Regions from separate parts of the Homo sapiens genome. Here region 1 is linked to region 2. Evidence: read pairs that join two places in POLR2A ChIA-PET (ENCODE). Cell type or tissue: HCT116. All regions are shown on one strand. Each heading gives the region's core, and the rest is flanking DNA. Links, peaks and the distances in the headings are about the cores only.

Region 1 (5,386 bases), core at 308-5,307, 78 kb after region 2:
TCTGTCACCCAGGCTGGAGTGCAGTGGAGTGATCTCAGCTCACTGTAATCTCTGCCTCCCAGGTTCAAGCGATTCTCATGCCTCAGCCTCCCAAATAGCTGGGATTACAGGTTCACGCCACCATGCCCAGCTAATTTTTGTATTATAGTAGAGATGGGATTTCACTTTGTTGGCCAGGCTGGTCTCAACCTCCTGACCTCAAGTGATCCGCCTGCCTCAGCCTTCCAAAGTGCTGAGATTACAGGCGTGAGCCACTGCACCCAGCCCTTGCTTATTTGTAAGTGAAATGAGTTTTCCTGGTCTTTTAGAAGGGAGATGTGGACTAGGATGGCACTGCTACTTTCTTGATTCCCAGGATTCCATTGTCATCTTCACAGTGATGCAGGGTGCATTCTGGCCCCTCTGCTTCCACCCTCCCTTTTTATCTGAACTTTCTTAGTCCTTCATCCCAGTGTCTCTGCGTTGCTCAATTTGGATGATGCTATTCCGTGTAGTTTCTCTTCTGTGCATGGCTTTGTCCCAGAAAAGGCTTCAGTTTGTAGTTTTACCAATTCATGGAACTCAGGCCTAACAGAACACCCCAGCACCATCAGACTTTGTGGCATTGTAGTCTTATCCGTTCATCACAGCCTGAAAAGTCCATTCGCAGCTGCTTCTGCTGCTGTTCTGGAACTTTCCAGTGAGAACTTCATGGCCCTTTGGGGTTTCTTGGCTCTCAAGACCTTCACAAATGCCTCTGCCTTCCCACTGTGGTTGCTAGTTTGTCCCTCCAAGTCTGCTTGTGCTTTGGGGTCAGTTGTGGGTATCTTGTTCACCTACTATGGTGTATATTGTCCATTGTGTTTTTTGTTTTGCTCTACTATCTGCACTGTTTTCATAGGGAGAATGAGATTCAAACACTTTGCCACTATCATCTGTCCAGAATTCCTCCCGGTTTTCTTGAGAAAAAAAAAAGAAGTTCTGTGATTTTGTCATTGACAAATGTATGAGACTATTGACATCTATAACATCATTGAGATAGTTCGGATATTTTCCCCTCCAAATCTCATGTTGAAATTTGATCCCCAGTGTTGGAGTGGGGTCTAATGGGAGGAGTTTGGGTCATGGGGGCTGATCCCTTATGAATGCCTTGGTGCCAGCTTTGTAATGAGTGAGTTCTTCTTGGTCTATTAGTTCCCACCAGAACTGATTGTTAAAAGTCTTTTAAAAAGTCTGGCACCTCCCTCCCCTCTCTTGCTTCCTTTCTTTTACCATGTGATGCCTACTTCCTTTCACCTTCTACCATGAGTGGAAGCTTCCTGAGGCCCTCACCAGAAGCAGATGCTGGCACCATGTTTCTTGTAAAGCCTGCAGAACCATAAGCCAAATAAACTTATCTTCTTTATAAATTACCCAGTAATTTATAAAGTATCCCTTCATAGTAACACAATTGGACCAAGATGATCCTTGGAAAAGTTGAGCTTTGGGGCTATGCTTTTGAAGTCCCCTGAAATTCTAAGAGCCCCTGTTTTTGCTTTTGAATTTACATGTGCATGGCCTCATTTGAGCCAAGTATATGGTTAGGATTTACAAATCACAATATTGTGAGGGGGCTCTGGGGTCAGACAGATCTGGAATCAAATCCTGCTTCTGCCACTCTGTCATTTTACCTTTTACATGTTAATTTATTCCTCTGGGTTTTCTTCATCTATGACATGCAAATACTAAAGCTCCATCTACCACCACTAACTGCCTCAAAGGGTAATTAGGATTAAACAGTGTTGGATATTTCAAGGTTAATACATTCATGTTTATAGTATTTTGATTTGAGAGCATCCTAATGCATAGAAGTGTAATAAAGTGACAGTATAGAAGACAATTGAAAATATAATCATTTCTTTTGTATTACACAGAAATCTTTATTGTAGAATTTTACAAAGAATGGCAATTAACTATTTTTCCAAATAAGCTTATGAATACATCAGAATTTAGAAGTATGTCCTAACTATCAGAAATTGTATTTAGATTTACTATTGAGAACCAGCCCACCAATATTGCTGCTGTCACTTCTCTCAGCAATCAGGTAAGGCAACGTGTTACAGAGAGAAAGTGGCTTCGCCCTCACACTTGCATAGAACCTGACTCGTGTCCTGCCTTCACCATTTAGTAGGAGTTTAGTTTGGTTTGTTGTAACCACAGTGAAAGCTTTCTTTTAAGGCTATGAGTTTGCAAACAATCAAATTCAATGAATGTTAGTTGAGTATCTACTAACTGCTAGAAACTGGCATAGGTACCAGGCATTCAACAATGAATGAGACAGCAAGAGTCCTCACCCTCCTGGGACTTACAGTTCAGGGTCAAAGACAAACAAAGAAACCACAACTATGTGCAGTGATAGGTGCTGTCATACAGGAGAACCAGGTATTATGGAAGATGCCACTTAACCCAGACTTGAGGTTCAGGAAAGGTTTCCTGAAGAAGAGCATACCTTAGTTGGCAGCTGAAGATGTGTAGGAATTCCCAAGCTAACAGGAAGACAGACAGAAAAGGTTTGTGCAGACTTGTGGAGACATGCACATTTGAGGACATGAAAACTGAAGGACTAATTCATAAAGTAGTGTTCCCTCTACTGGCTGGAGAGTTTTTAAAAATACAAATATTTTAGTGGACCTCACCCAGACTTAATGAATCACATTCTCAGGGAATGAGTGCCAGGGTTCTTATTATTAGCTCACATAGAGAGCCACTGGCTCAGGGTATATGTGGGGGAGGTTGGAGAAGAGGTGTCAAGGCAGGGAAGTTGAGGCTGGAGAGATAAACCAGGGGTGCACCTTGAAAGGTTTGCAAACAACGTTGTGGAGTTTGAATTTTATCCTAAGGGCAGGGGTTGCTGTGGAAGAATTTGGTGGGTATGGAGATGGGATCATCAGATTTACGGTTTCTAATGATCACTCAGTTGAGTAACACATGGTGCCTACCTTCATGAGGGATACAATCTATTTTATAAGGTTCAACCTCTTTGAGCCTCACTTTTAAAAACCTAAAATGGAAATAATACCCATTTTGCATGATTCCTGTGAGGTTTAACTGAAATAACTTATGTGAAGTGCGTAGTACCATGCCTGATACGCCGTTGGGATGCAAAAGATGTGAATTATTATTATTTGAGAAAGTGATAGAGCCAAGTAATTGGTGGACATTACACTCACCCCCATACAACCTTAGAGAAGGTGGAGATCTGACTCCAAGATCTTCTGACAAATTCTTTTCCTTGGCCCACACCTGGGACACCAGAAAGAGCCCACTATCACCCCACTCCTCACTCTCCCCTCACTCCCCACTCTCACCTCACTCCCCACTCTCACCTCACTCCCCATTCTCACCTCACTCCCCGCTCTCACCTCACTCCCCGCTCTCACCTCACTCCCCGCTCTCACCTCACTCTCCACTCTCACTTCACTCCTCACTCTCTAATTTGCATGGCTTTAGTTACAGTCTTTATTCTGATGAATTCCAAATCTCCACTTCCAGCCTGTTTTTTTTTTCTAAGCTCCAAGCCCATACATTCATCTGCATCCTAGATAGTTCCACTTAAATGTCTGTGGGTACTTCATTCAAATTAGGTCTTCTAATATCATATGCCACCCCAAGAAAACCAAACCAAGTCAAACCAAACCCAGCTCTTCCAACATTAGCCCTACTAAGTTGAGCCAGAGACGTGGGAATCATCTCAAATCACTCATCTCTATCTTCTCCAAGCAAGCTTCCCAAATCCACAATCTTCTCTCCAGGCATAGACCACCACCCTCCCCCAAACCATCACCACTTCCCATGTGGTCTAGCGAAATAGCCCCTGTGTTCCCTATACCATTCTTTGCACCCACTCCAACCCTGCACCCTGTAATTCTGAGAAATCTTCTAAGATAAAAAATTGATAAAAATCCTTCCCCCACACTTCAGCCTCTTCAGGGGCTTTCCAATGCCCTTAAAAATGAACTCCAAACCCTTTACCAAGATGCTCCCTGAAGGATCTTAAAGGTGAGACCCTTCAAGATCTCACCTCTTAAGTCTCACTTTCTCCCATGCTGCCTTTCTTATTTTGTGCTCCAGTCATTCTGAACTAGAAAAAAAAAAAATCACCTTCTCTCTCGCTGTCAGATCTGTGCAACATGATGATTTGTCCAACCAGAATCCCTTTCACGCTGGATAACTTTTTGTCCCTTAGGCCTTGGGGAGTCAGCCCTTGAACCTTTATATTAGTTGAGGTTTCCTCATTGTATGGATTTGTAGTCTCTTCATCTCCTCCTCCCTCCAGTGCTATTTGTTATACTTGTAATTTCTTAATGCCCATCTTCCCCACCAGTTGTAGGCAACATCATGGCAAAAGAATATATAAAGTCGATCCACATTATTCACAAATTCTCCTTGGGAATTTGCCTACTTGCTCAAATTTACTTGTAACCCCCTACTCAATATGGTCATTCTTGGACATGCACAGAGAAGTGAAAAATTTGAGTCGTCCAATGCACACGTTCTCAGCTGAGGCTGAAGAAGGCGATTCTCTGCCTTCTTGTTTCATTTCTCATACTGTAAGCAAGTGTCCATTTTGCAGTCCATTTAGTGCCATAATTTTTGGATTTTTGTGCTTTTTGTTGGTTATTTCACTGTTCACAGTGGCCCCCAGATGTGGTGCTGAGGTGCTGCCTATGGTTTGTAAGGGCAAGAAGGCTGTGGTGTGCCTGAAAGAGAAAATATCTGTGTTAAATAAGCTCCATTGCATGAGCTATAATGCTGTTGGCCATGAGTTCAATATGAATGAATGAACAATATATATGAAATCAGGTGTCTTCAAACAGAAATACACATAAAACAAGGTTATGTATCCATCAACTGATGAAAATGTTGTAGCCAGAGGCTTGCAGGAACCTAGTCCTATGTTTCTCCTAAGAGAAAAAGTTTAGTATTGGCTGATTCAGTGTTTGCAATTACTTTATAGAACAAAGCTACCACAAATAGTAAGAATCAACTGTACTTTAATAACTTTGATATCCTCAGTAGCTAACACAGTGACTCTCCTGTAATATTCAATAAATATTTTTTGAAACTGAATTTTTATATGTGCTACATATGTATATAGACTTATACATATGTACACACACACACTTTATACATATACATGTAGAAATAATATATAATATAGAAATAAATTAAGTTGAAGTAGTCTTTCATGCCAAAGATGTACCTCACAGCTGTATTGTTACTTTCTGCCTCTTAAAAAATGCCTAAATGTAGGTTTAGTTTTGATACCATCTTTACTTTTATTTTTGTCTAGGATGCTGGGGAAATGGTTCGTTCCTTTGTTGGTGGTTTGGAACTTATTGTCAATTTACTGAAATCAGATAACAAA
Region 2 (5,386 bases), core at 200-5,199:
GGATTGCGGTGCTGCTTCCTGCACGTTTTCCTTTTCTCTGAGTTCTCCCTATTCCGGACTGTTCTATGCACATCTGTAGGAATAATTTTCAGACGTGCTTTGCATTATGCAATACCCTGTTCAAGAACTGGGGGAACCATCTCTTAGCTCTGTGTACATCTTGCATTCCTCAGTCAGCCTCTCAAGGCTGTCCCCATGACTCTTTAATAGATGAATACCACCTGATGTTAAAGCTGTTTAAAGGAGACAGCCTGCCTTTAAATGTTGAATCTTAATTGGAACAATGTTTTATGATGCTCTGTACAGCTTTTCCATGCTTCGGCTCTACCTGATTCATTTAACAAATTCTAGCCCACTCAGAGACATGTTTTCCAGTTCATGGATTCGTAACTACTTAGTGCATTTCTATGGGAATGCGGTGTTCCTTAACCTTTCTCTGGCATTGCATCTTTGTAGGGAGGAAATCAAACAGCTACAGTGATTGCGTTGTGTTCAATGAGGGATTTCAGCTTAGCTCAAGAAACCTGCCAGTTGGCCATCAGAGATGTTGGAGGCCTGGAAGTGCTGATAAATTTGCTTGAAACCGATGAAGTCAAATGTAAGGTGAGTGGCTCTGTCACCTTGGATGCGGAGTCTTGTTCCCACCTTCCTGGGCTCTCTTCTTAGCTCTAGGTTTCTGCCATGCCTCGTTGCCTGGTTCTTGTCTTTATCTGCTATTATTGCTGATGACCTGCTGATTCTGTTCACTGAGCTTTCTCTTTTTTCTACTTTTCTTCTTTTTTTGCTCTTCTCCATTCATCTCTCATGCTTCCTGAATGAGGATTGTTTACTTAAATGAAAGAGAATATGCCAGATGTGTGTAACCTCTGGGAATGGAAATGATTTCTTAAAAAACTTAACTGGGGAAGGATTTTAGGTATACTCGGAATTTTTAAAAACATAGCACGGGTTACATATTCGCCACTCATCTTTTTTTTTCTCACACAGATTGGTTCATTAAAAATACTGAAGGAAATCAGTCATAATCCTCAAATCAGACAGAATATTGTTGACCTTGGGGGCTTACCAATTATGGTGAATATACTTGATTCTCCACACAAGAGTCTAAAATGTTTGGCAGCCGAGACTATCGCGAATGTTGCCAAGTTTAAAAGAGCACGGCGGGTGGTGAGGCAGCACGGGGGTATCACCAAACTGGTGAGTAGCCGTGATGTTGTCATCGTCATCTAGTGCCAGCCGCCACTGCACACAGCTCCTTGCTGTCCTTTCTGGCCACGCTGGAAATTCCATAGCCATGAGAGCGTGTTCCAGGAGCCTTCTGTCTGTATCGCTTGCCCTTAAGAATTATTTTTGCATATTTATATTAGTGAGTGTCCAAAACAAAAACATCTTCAAACTCATTTTTTGAAGAAATAGGACAGTTTTAAAGCAGATGTAACTGTCACCACCTATTGTACGTTGTTAGGAATGCATCCAAGTATACATGCATGGGAGGTAAGAGATAGTGAGACCTGCTGCTCGGTGGAATGCTGAAAACTTTAAAACGTCAAAAGCTTTACAACTTAAAAGCTGTTGACATCTATGATGCCTTTTTTTTTTTTTTTTTTTTTTTTTTTTTTTTTTGAGACAGAGCCTCACTTCTGTGGCTCAGGCTGGAGTGCAGTGGCGCGATCTTGGCTCACTGCAACCTCCGCCTACGGGGTTCAAGCGTTCAAGCAATTTTCCTGTCTCAGCCTCCCAAGTAGCTGAGACTACAGGTGCCCGCCATCAAGCCCGGCCAATTTTTATATTTTTAGTAGAGACAGAGTTTCACTATATTGGTCAGGCTGGTCTTGAACTCCTGAGCTCAGGTAATCCGCCCACCTTGGCCTCCGAAAGTGCTGGGATTACAGGTGTGAGCCAACGCACCCAGCCTGAAAAGTATATTTAATAGCAAGGAATAAAATGTATAATATTTAATATTGTATAAAATCATGACAGGATTAAAAACTGTTATCTATGATCCCAGTTTTTAAAGATGTACCTACCATCTTTAAAAAAAACCACTAGAAATAAACACACAAATTGCTCTCAGGAGTTTTCTCTGAATTGACTGATTTTTCTGCCTGCATTTCTACATTTGCCAATTTGTCTTCTTTGTCTAAGTCTTGCTTTTGTAATCAGAAAAAATAATTTTCTCAATAGCTGGCATCAAAAGAAAAATACCAGAATCCTGCTTACCACCTTTGCCATCATTAGGAAAGATCTTTAAAAAGTCAACATGTTTTCACTTTCTTAGTAAGGATCAATAGATCTTGTGTCTCACCCAGAGCTGTTATCTTACTGTATTGTTTCCACTTCTGCACTTTAAGTGACAGGCCTTATTCATCCTAGTGTCTTTCACAGCACTTAGCCCAGTACCTTACCCGTATGAACGGTTAATAAATACCTGTTGGATAAATATGGATTTTAATGTAAATAGGTACACTGAAAAATGTGTTCAGAAATTTTCCAAAAGACATTCTGTGTTTTCACTTGTCATCTGTAAAGCACTATAAATGTATTTGTTTCAAAAATGAGATAGACTTATGGCTGGATAGATGGATGAATAGATGGTGAAATATGTAATAAAACGAATGTGGCAGAATGTTAATTAGAGACTCCAGGTGGTGGATGTAGGGAGGTTTGTGTGCAATCATTGTACAATTCTTAAAGCTTTTCTGTTCGAAAATTTTCATTAAAATGTTACAGAAAATTTAATTATTACTATGATTATCATTATTCTGCTTAAATAATGAAACAATTTGGTAGGTTGATGTGACTGTCTACTGACACTACTCCCATTAAATTATAAGAATGGATAATGTAACATAAAATATGTTTTATGCATCACATTCAGGAACCTAGTACAGTAAGTCTTCATTCAATATCATCAACAGATTCTCAAAAATTGTGACTTTAAGCAAAACAACATGTAACAAAACCAGTTTTCCTATAGACTAACTGATATAAACAAGAATTAAGTTCCTATGGCATTTTTCTGGTCACAAAAATATCACCAGACTTCTAAATGAAGACCCCAACACTTCCAACATTAAAAATTGAAATGACTGTGACCTATACGTACATTTAAGAAAGATTCATCAAAACAACTAAGACAATTATTTAACCAATTTTTGGTGAATCAACCAGTAGTGCTGGTCATAGTGGCAGTGGGTTAAATCAAGGAATAAATTTTTGCAAGGCAAAGATTGTGAGGAGCACCTGCTAACCACCATGCAATTCCAAAACAGTCACAAATGCTACGGGCTTTCTGAGCACTTCCATACTGCATCATTTATTGTTGTGCATCTGTGTTCAATCCCACGGTCTTAGAATTTTTCCCACGTTCCTATCCCACCTGCAGTCAGTACCTGGAAGCCTCCATACCCCATCCCCGTCTTTCCTGGGGCCATAACTAATTAGACCAGGAGTGTCCACCTGTCTCAAGCCAGTCCCACTGGATCTCTCTCCCAGGAACTTGGAATTGGGATTGAAAGACTCTACCTAGCCTAGGCTATTATTCCCTTATAAATTTGAGATTGGTGGTTACGGGCAGTATCTGTGGAAGTTGACCTTCAGGGACAGAAGAATGGAGTAGACGTGCATAGATGATGGCTCCCAAGCCCCAGATAGAGACAGTGAGCCTGCAAGGAAGGCTGACAGCCAATTGCAGCTCTAGGGAGGTCTGACTTCCCTTCCTCCATGGGGCAACCTGACATACTGCTTAATCCTTATAGTAAATTGCCTTTCCCTTAAGATCTTCAGTGACTTTAGTTATTGCAAAAAAAAAAAAAAAAAAAACTGGATGCTGGCAGTTGTGCTGTTTGGTTTGGTTGGTTTCAGTAGCACATGAGGCAGGCTATGTCCTCCAAAGAGATCTCATGGTTTTTTTTTTTTCTTTTTTTTGGTTCGGGGGGCAGGATCTTGCTTTGTTGCCCAGGCTGGAGTGCAGTGGTGTGATCATAACTCACTGCAGACTTGAACTCCTGGGCCCAAACAATCCTCCCACCTCAGCCTCCTGAGTAGCTGGGACTACACACATGCACCACCACATCCAGCTTTTTTTTTTTTTTTCCAGTGGAAACAGGATCTTGCTATGTTGTTCAGGCTGGTCTCTAATTCCTGGCCTCAAGTGATCCTCCCACCTCGAGCTCCTAAAGTGTTGTGATTACAGGCGTGAGCCAGTGTTCCTGGACAGGTCTTGTGGCTTTAAGGTGTATAGTCCATTCAGTTCTCCTTAGAAAGTGCTAATGGTTTTAGGGAAGCTAGTTTTCTGAGATGTTTGGGCTGAGGATGTGGTTTACAAATATGATTGATGTAAATATTAGAGCCATGTTAAGAAAATACTATCTTGGTGGGCTTACATTTCTTGTGGGAAGGAAATGTATAAGCTCCCAAATCTGGAGGAAGGTTTTTTGTAGGGTTTTGTTTCTTTGCTTTCCGTGGCTGCTATGGAGTACGAAAAGTGATTTTTTAAAGCATTCTTGTTTTTGACGGAGGTGAGCTTGGTAAGGAACACTGTAGCTATTGAAGAATGCCTTAAATGTTCTTTTTAAGATTTCCATGAACATTGGATTTATCTATTATTATAGGTTGCTCTACTAGACTGTGCACATGATTCCACAAAACCTGCCCAATCGAGTCTGTATGAGGCCAGAGACGTGGAAGTGGCTCGCTGTGGGGCACTGGCCCTGTGGAGCTGCAGTAAGAGTCATACGAATAAAGAAGCCATCCGCAAAGCTGGGGGCATTCCTCTGTTGGCTCGGCTGCTGAAGACTTCTCATGAAAACATGCTAATTCCAGTGGTGGGGACATTGCAAGAGTGTGCATCAGAGGTACTCATGCCAGTTCTGCTTCCCTTGCCTTCTCAACTTGACTTTCTTTAGTCCAAAAGTTGTTTCTAAGGTTATCATGATGGCTCAAGGACATTCTTTTTCTAGAAGTCAGCATTCTATGAGAAAGAGAAGATCCAACTGATAGGACGTTAATTAAATCAGTACCTGTGATATATATACACATATATGTATATATATATATCTCACACATATATACTGACATTTATATAAATCTCACACGTATATGCTGACATTTATATATATATCACACATATATACTGGCATTTATATATATATCACATATACTGACATTTATATATATATCACACATATATGCTGACATATATATCTATACACTATATATATATACACACACACAAACACACATATGTGTATATTAATTCAGTTGATTCTCTTATTGATGTAGGGATATGTTAAGCTTGGACTATGGTGATTATTTCCTAAGAAAGTTTGTTCAGCATGTTTATTAATAAATGTAAACAGTTACTTATATTCACGTCTTGAACACA

Evidence for each region. ChIA-PET counts read pairs that join two places held together with the same protein. Peaks named below come from ENCODE experiments on the same cell type or tissue, not always from the same donor. Only the 100,000 strongest peaks of a DNase experiment are listed, where the experiment ranks them.
Region 1: POLR2A ChIA-PET joins it to region 2 with 5 read pairs; 2 of 35 experiments call an interaction of 5 or more read pairs at or near these places.

Annotation. Positions count from the first base shown.
Region 1 is chr10:27,862,548-27,867,933 of GRCh38, reverse strand. It overlaps ODAD2 (outer dynein arm docking complex subunit 2), which reads left to right. Exons shown (of 20, transcript NM_018076.5): 18 at 5,312-5,386. Among named protein-coding and RNA genes, the nearest start is that of MKX, 120 kb to the right of the region's middle. In HCT116, for the core only: no CTCF peak of the experiment used is centred there; a DNase peak (open chromatin) is centred at 2,331; H3K27ac peaks cover 691 bases.
Region 2 is chr10:27,940,033-27,945,418 of GRCh38, reverse strand. ODAD2 (outer dynein arm docking complex subunit 2) reads left to right here. Exons shown (of 20, transcript NM_018076.5): 11 at 457-603; 12 at 988-1,197; 13 at 4,614-4,856. Among named protein-coding and RNA genes, the nearest start is that of ODAD2, 56 kb to the left of the region's middle. In HCT116, for the core only: no CTCF peak of the experiment used is centred there; no DNase peak of the experiment used is centred there.